Regions from separate parts of the Mus musculus genome. Here regions 1 and 3 are each linked to region 2. Evidence: chromatin loops called from intact Hi-C (ENCODE). Cell type or tissue: left cerebral cortex. All regions are shown on one strand.

The links. A loop is a pair of places that touch in the nucleus more often than their neighbours do. Peaks named below come from ENCODE experiments on the same cell type or tissue, not always from the same donor. Only the 100,000 strongest peaks of a DNase experiment are listed, where the experiment ranks them.
Region 1: it touches region 2 in a loop (2.6-fold over the local background); 5 of 42 quality-filtered maps call a loop at or near these places.
Region 3: a loop joins it to region 2, with 4 times the contacts of the local background. A loop is called at or near these places in 5 of 42 quality-filtered maps.

The regions. Positions count from the first base shown.
Region 1 is chr3:122,922,702-122,925,201 of GRCm38, forward strand. It overlaps 1810037I17Rik (RIKEN cDNA 1810037I17 gene), which reads left to right and starts at 1,696. Exons shown (of 2, transcript NM_024461.2): 1 at 1,696-1,955. The coding sequence starts at 1,759. It overlaps 4933405D12Rik (RIKEN cDNA 4933405D12 gene), which reads right to left and starts at 1,415. Exons shown (of 6, transcript NR_046036.1): 1 at 1,362-1,415. In left cerebral cortex, a CTCF peak has its summit at 1,389; DNase peaks (open chromatin) are centred at 1,514 and 2,346; H3K4me3 peaks cover 1,392 bases; H3K27ac peaks cover 1,002 bases.
Region 2 is chr3:122,294,445-122,296,944 of GRCm38, forward strand. It overlaps Gm40190. Among named protein-coding and RNA genes, the nearest start is that of Mir760, 2.0 kb to the left of the region's middle. In left cerebral cortex, a CTCF peak has its summit at 1,212 (motif pointing right); DNase peaks (open chromatin) are centred at 186, 686 and 1,225; H3K4me3 peaks cover 288 bases; H3K27ac peaks cover 1,453 bases.
Region 3 is chr3:122,465,075-122,467,574 of GRCm38, forward strand. The region is part of intron 3 of Bcar3 (breast cancer anti-estrogen resistance 3); the gene reads left to right. Among named protein-coding and RNA genes, the nearest start is that of Gm34349, 14 kb to the right of the region's middle. In left cerebral cortex, a CTCF peak has its summit at 1,176 (motif pointing left); a DNase peak (open chromatin) is centred at 1,176.

The sequences.
Region 1 (2,500 bases), 630 kb after region 2:
TTTTAAAATTGCTTCACAGAACCAAGAAAGTAATAAAACAAGGCAAGCCCAAAATACACTGGTGGGTACTTTAGAAAGGCTGATTTAGGAAAGGAGAAAGCTCTTCTGTAAGCCCACGATGCTATCAGGGCTACTTGGTTGGTATAAGTTAGTGGGCTGCTAAGTTAGTAGACTCCAACAGGTTTTTATCTAATGGTTACAGGATATTCTGACATAGAGTTGAGTGGCTTATTAAAATACTCCCATGAAATACCTATGTAAATTCCACGCTTTACCTTATCTGAGCCTTCTGAAAATTCGTGACTGTAATTGAGACAGGCTAATTCCATGACAGACTTCTAATTGGCAGTTCCTGGGATTAGGCCTAAAATCCTAGGCTTCAGGCAGCTAGTCAGAAAGTGCCCTACCATCAGAAACGACCCCCCCCCCCCCAAAAAAAAAAAACCCAACCTGGCCTGAAGCAAGGACAATGGGTTTTCAGCCCTCACACCCAGGCAATAGTTTCAGAATGTCCTTAAGAGAGAGTAGATAAGGCCACCTACCCCAGGATTCCTCAGGCAAGTTTCTAGCCACCACACCAAGGTTATGCTTCTGGAATGCCCGAGATAAGAGTAAGACAAAGCCCATCTATCCGAGAATTCCCCCAATGTGCAGCGAGCATACTTGGTAATGGGAGACTCCAGCATGCTGGACTTCGACAAAATAAAACACTCTGTGTGTTTACAAACTACTTGAGTCTGGAGTATCATTCTTCAGCGAATCATGGACCCTTACAACGTCCACCTCATCAAAACTGTTTCAAAAATTATGAGCAAATCGCTCAAGTCTGTACAAAATCATCCAAAGTTCTCAAACTGTACACACTTCCCAAACATGTAAGAAACCAAAAAGTTTACGTGTATTGGAGAGATGATTCTACGGGGTCTGCCAACCTTTTTACATTGTCACACAATGTTGTCGTCTCCAAAGTTATTATCAGAGAATCTCACGATCTAGTTTTTTAAAAGGAAGGAAGAAAGAAAGAAAGAGAGAGAGGGAGGGAGGGAGGGAGGGAGGGAGGGAGGAAGGAAGGAAGGAAGGGAAGGAAGGAAGGAAGGAAGGAAGGAAGGAAAGGAAGGAAGGAAGGAAGGAAGGAAGGAAGGAAGGAAGAAGGGAGGAAGAAAGAAAAACATCCCCCCACACGCTCATGTTTATAAAAAGACTACTTTTGTGGGTGGGCAAGGCTGGAATCCTTTGAGGCGGTTCCTGAAGTTCTGGCATCATCTCAGAGAAAAGGAGTTGAGACAGTTTTCATCCCAGAAACCGGGAGAACCAGTAATGCACCCTGCAAGGCAGCGTTTGAGCTACGTGAGAGAGCTCACCTGCACCTTAGAAACCACCTCTGAACACCGCAAGGGGACACCCCACCAGGAAGCAACGGGGCGGGGCACAGAGCGCATGCGTGCGGTCGGGGAGGCGGGGCAGACACCTTCGCCAAGTTCGGGGGGCGAGGAGGGGTGGTGGAACAGAGCGCCTGCGCCAAGAGCAGCCGGCCCAGCGGAGTCTGCGCGTTCCCGGGAATGCCGAAGAAGGCGAATTCCTAGAAAGGGAGGACGCCTGCGCAGTCCGGAAGGCGGGGACGCGGGGGCGGGGCGGGGCGCGGCGGCGGGGGCGGGGCGCCTAGTCGATTGGCGGGGTTACCCGGAATTGGTTGCTAGACTGGGCGCGAAGCGGTCTTCAGGTTTGGTCTCAGTTGCGCGGAAGTGAAACGACGCGGAGATGGAGGTGAGCCAGGCGGCGTCTGGTACCGACGGTGTCCGGGAACGGAGGGGCTCGTTCGAAGCTGGAAGGAGGAACCAAGATGAGGCACCTCAGTCCGGGATGAACGGGCTTCCGAAACACTCCTACTGGCTGGATCTCTGGCTCTTCATCCTTTTCGACCTGGCCTTGTTCGTCTTCGTGTACCTCTTGCCCTGGTGAGTATCCTGAGTTGCAGAGTTGAAGAGCTTAGGAAGCTGGCGGCTGCTTCAGTCTTCTCGGAGAGGGAGGGAGGGACGGCAGCTAGAGATGGCGGAGTTGGAAGAGCGAAAATGGATTTCCTTGACACCCCAGTGGCAAGAGGAGTGTGGAGAAAACTTGACTTCCCATATTTGTCTGTTTCATCACCACAAACGAACTGTTAAGTGTTAGAAACCTATACCCATAATTAGATCTATCGTAAATAATAAAAAATAATTACTAAAAACTAATAAAAATAAAAGTAAATAAATATCGTAAGTAATAAAAAATAGAGCATGACAGGTTAAATGTGATTATATCTAAAGTGATTTGAGTGTTGTGCGCCTGCTTAAAATGCTTAGCCCAAAGCAAGCCTTGTAAACTTAACTTGTCCATAACTTATGCAGATAAACGCGTATTATCTTCCAGAGTATCCCCAGTCCTACATCTGTCAAAGAATGGAGTATCTTGGGTTTCTTTGGCTCTCATTTTTTCGGTTTTGTGGCAAATTAGAAGGCAGAGA
Region 2 (2,500 bases):
TATTCTACCTTGCAGGCTGATTACATTATCTTTCACGGCTTTATCGATATTGACAGAACACGTGTGGACTATTGACGACAAAAGCAGTAGCCAGAGGGGCAGCATGTTTATGAGTTCCCTGAACTCGGATTCTCTGAGGAACAAGGCATATGGGCCCCAGATGCATGCTTGCACACAAAATGGTTTTCATTACAGGCGAGGATTGCTGAGCTCAGAAACTACTATGTTTTATGGTGAGCGGCAAGCAAGCCTGTTCTTTGTTCTGTCGGGAGACATTACCTCATCTCAGAATTGCTCCTTGCAAACACAACTCTGAAATAGGGCCCAAAGAAAGTGATTGGCCTGGCGTTCTTGGCATACCCACCAAGAGCATGAAATGACACTGCTGGTGACTTGCCTCTACAGTGACAGAGTTCTGTCTGATGCCAGGCCTATTTCATTCCATAAGAGCACTTTCCTTAACAACAAGGGTCTTAAACATTGTTATGCCTCTTAAAATGGCCAATACCCCTTGAAATAGAACAATACATTAAAACCAGCTCTTTATAAACAGTATCTTTACTGAAGGCTGCAATATGTTACTCGCTGGTGACATCTCAAGGGCTCCAGTGGTTCTTAATACTTGTTTACGGCTCGCGTAGGGAAAGAGACACTCAATGCTCGCTGTGAAAACAATACAAAGAAATTTTACCTGGAAGCGTTGGTGCAAAATCTCCAATTCTGCGGCGTCGTGGACGTGCTTAGCGATTGTGACTCATACTCCAAGTTCTAAGGAAGGAACAATAAAGCATATGCTAAGGAGAGATGTGCAGGTAATCATAATGAACTAAAGAGTTGGAGATAGTTCATGCCTTCCGCTGGTTGAGACCTAAACATTCTCATCTATGAGCAGCAAGACTGAGACAGCATTAGCAGAGATTATGGGGGAACCATGCTTGTGTGAAGCATTTAAGACAAGGTCCTACGGCTGGATGTACGGCAGATAACGTGGTGCTTCTCAGCCAACAAGCGGTTTATAGAGTCTCTTTTCCAGGGGCAGGTGTATTATCCTAGAAAAAGAATGAGGACGTGTACTGGGTTGCTATATGAAGAGAATAATTTAATGGGGTTTTGCTCTCCGTTATAAACTAAGAGCTGACTGGGAATATAGAATAGACAGCAATTATACATCTGAACCAAGAACTCCTGCTAGGACAAAAAGCAACCTCTCCCTGTCAGCAGAGGGAGCCAGAGCATGGGCTACAGTCGCCTCCTACAGAGGGCTCTGCTCTTCCCTAGAGTTGCCACCCCCCAAGACAACTGTGACTCAGCAACAATACCCTGTTTGGGTGTTCAAACCCAATACACAGCGTTAGGGGCTGCGTTTGTCTGGCAGGATTAGCTCCAAGTTGCTACATTGTTCTAGGTGCCCTTGGATGCATGTCTGCATTCTCCTGAATCTCTAAAGAGCTGTGTTGCTAGCAACTTTTATTAGCTTTGCTTTACTCTAGAGGGTACCATTGGTGAATATTTGGTATGGCACAGGCCTACTGTGAGAGGTAAAGTATAAATTTATCATCAAGGACTGCACATTCCCTGAGAGGTATGTAGCCTATGGATATGAAGCAATATAAATATAATGTAAATATAGATTTCATATATAAGGTAATGTATGAAAAGTAGAAAATTGTAATTGGGTATCTCTGAGAGCAAAGTATCTTTTAGCCTGAATCCCCAAATAATAAGCACAGACTACTATATAATATGTGGTAGGAGTTTGAGGTCATGAACTGATGTTCAAGTCTTGGCTCTGCCTCTTGTTTTCAAGACTTGATTCTGAGCCTTCTTTTCCTGGTCTGAGAAACCATCACAGTACTGTGAGGACTAGTGCTTGCAGGAATTTACCTCAGTGCTGGCACAATGTAAATGTGACAGCTGGCTTTTGATATTGTTGTTAGCAGTCATCTGTCAATCGAGAAAGCCAGAACTCTCAGGTCCTGGAGAAACAGGGTTCAGACACAGCCTCAGTTAAGCTTGTTGCAACTCCCAGTCTCCCTGCCCTGCCCTACACAGCGCGTATCAAGCCTGCTACCACTTATCTCCTCTGCCTGAAAACACTGGAATTCAAATTCAAGGTTTTCCCGAAGTTTGAACAGCTAATTGTTTTCAGTTGTTCAACTACAGCCATAAACAAGGGTGTAGACCACCCCAGAGGACTTTTGAAGACAAGTGTCTTGGCAGAGAAAACCTGGAGCAACATTTAAGAGTTGGAACTTTTTTCCTAAAATATTTAAGTGCTGAGTTTCAGCCAGGCAAGTAACTAAACCATACTAAGCATCAAGATGTGACTAAAGGAAAGAGAATAAAAATTTCAAAGGTGAAGAAATGTAGACATTGAGCCAGCGAGAACTCTTAGCTTGTACCTGCTCCTGCTGCCAAGCCTGCGGATCCAAGTTCAGTGCCCAAGACCCGCAGGCTGGAAGGAGAAAACTGACTTCTGAAAGTTGTCTTCTAGTCCCTG
Region 3 (2,500 bases), 170 kb after region 2:
CCAAGTGTTGGTCTTATAAGAATGCACCACCACACCCGGTTTTATTTGAATGCCACAGAGTATGTGCTTATTGTCACAGTCATACTGGTAAGCAAGCACACATGCCAAATTGGTTCTTGCTAGCCATATTCTTAGGCATTGACTGAAATTCCCAGGAGCCAGTAAGTGGAGGAATCTGGGGTTAAATGTTAATATGGGTTAATATATGTAAAGTTCTTAGTCCAGAACCGAGGATGCGATTGGTACCCTGTAAATAAGAGGTAGCAACTGCCATTCTAGCTCCCTGTGTGTGCACTGGGCTCACCTTGCCTCAGACTCCCTGCCTTGGACCTTCCCCAGATCCTGTAGGCAACCTTGAGGGTCACTCTTGGGTCACCCTGTGAAAACTCTGCTCATGGCTGTGCGTTTTAAACAGCTCAACTCTGAAGCTAGGGGACTCTTCTTGTTCTCTTAATAATATTAATAATAATATTTGGTGCCTGAATGATATGCAACTGGATTCAAGGTACATCTAAATGAGGGTCCGTGGAGCCCAGGCTACCTGAATCATTATCCTCCTGTCTCAGCTTTCTCACATGTTGGAATTACATGTGTGTGCCTGCCCCTAAGCCATACATTCCAAAAATCTTTTTTTTTTTTTTTTTTTTTTTTGGATTTTCGAGACATGGTTTCTCTGTGTAGCCCTGGCTGTCCTGGAATTCACTCTGTAGACCAGGCTGGCCTCGAACTCAGAAATTCTCCTGCCTCTTAAGTGCTGGGTTTAAAGGTGTGCACCACCACTCCTGGCTCATTCCAAAAATCGTTATGTTCCCCAAAGCAAATAAGACTTATGTCTGTAAGAATGTCCCAGAGTTTCCCGAGAGTATCAGTTTCCAGATGGTTAAGCAGTTCCTAAATGCAGCCTTGGTCTGCCTTCTCTTGCTAATAACCTGCAGTTTTCCTGATGAAAACTGGTGTCACTTTTTGTTGTCCTAAATACTCACATATTTAGTAAGAGGTGTCCTCAATTTGTAGAGATGTAAGTCTGTAACGTTTTAGAGATACAGTTCTGGCATCGTCTGTGACTTAGACCTATCTACTTAGGAGATCTTGTTTTCTCCATACCTTAGCACTTCTAAGTACATCCAAAGAGGCCAGGAGTTCAGCCTTGGAGTTGTTTGCTATTAAACTCTACCCTCTAGTGGTCACTCCATGTCACAGCAATGCAGCATTTGGCTATAGCTGTTTCTGGACACTATGGGAGCTTTTAAGATGAAGTGTAATAACATAGCACATTATAGTTCAACTTCAGAAAGAGGGCCTGGGTTGGCTCCATTCAAGGTGTGTGAAGTCATGGAGCCTTTTGTCACTAGCGTATTGTCTGCGTTGTTTGGGTGGAGCCGATTAGGGTTGGCCTGAAGTTTTACGCACATTAAACTTTCCTTGGCTAGACTTGCATTTACATTGTGATCTGACAGTTGATAAGACTGACGCTTTGTCAGGAAGGGTGCTTGATTTAGCAAGGCAGAAAATAGCTATCAGTACTTTGAAGACTGATAGAGAATTTTCCACCCCTGTGGACAGTGGGTGCGCTCAGCCTGGCAGGAGCAGGAGAGAGTAACTGGAAGCCATGTTACGCAGAGATTTCTTGAGCTGGGGAGCTGGGGAATCCATGTTGTTGGGAAATTCTGAGAAGACGCTCACACAGAAGGAATTTTATTTATCTATTATCAAAACAATATATCATCAAATACTTCTTTGTGACTTGTCTTGTTGGCTATGCGTTACTCTGTGCTGAACGCACGAGCCGGATCTTCCTTTGGTGCAGGGTAAGTGTCCAGTGTCCAGAATGCGAATATCTGCGATCCGGCACGTGCTTCCTAACCTGCAACCTTTCCGATCATCAACTTAGAGCCGCAATAGGAGCATCCATACCATGCAGCTTTGTTTCATAAGCAAAGTTATTAAAATATTGCATAAATTATCTTCGGTCCATGCATATAGAATATTATTTGGGGCATAAATTAATTTCATGCTTAAACTTTGCACTCCTAAGATCTCTAACTCTTTTTTTTTCCCTTTCTCTCTATATGTATTTATGTGTGTGTGTGTGCAGGTTTTTTAAAAATCTGAAGTCTAAAACATTCAAGTATTTCAGATATCAGATACGCAACCTGAATTTCTTTATAAGAAAATGTCCTTATGACATTTGGGCTTTCCCAGTCCCCTCTTGTTTAAAACAGCACATAGTCGTTTCATAGCCTGCATTATCTGCCACTTGTCAACTCTCTAAGGGTTGGGATACAACACTGAACAAATTCCTGGACCTTCTATTCTGGAGGTGGCATACGGGGTGACCGTAGGAAGGACAACCAAGTTAAGGGGGGAAGGTTTAGCAGGGAGGGAGCTGGGAGATGTTAGCATAAAGGAGCTGGGCAGAGAATGGGACTTTAGTGTGGAAGGGCCAGGCAGCGGAGGAGGTCAAAACGGTAAAATGAAGCAATGGGGGTCAGAGCACACC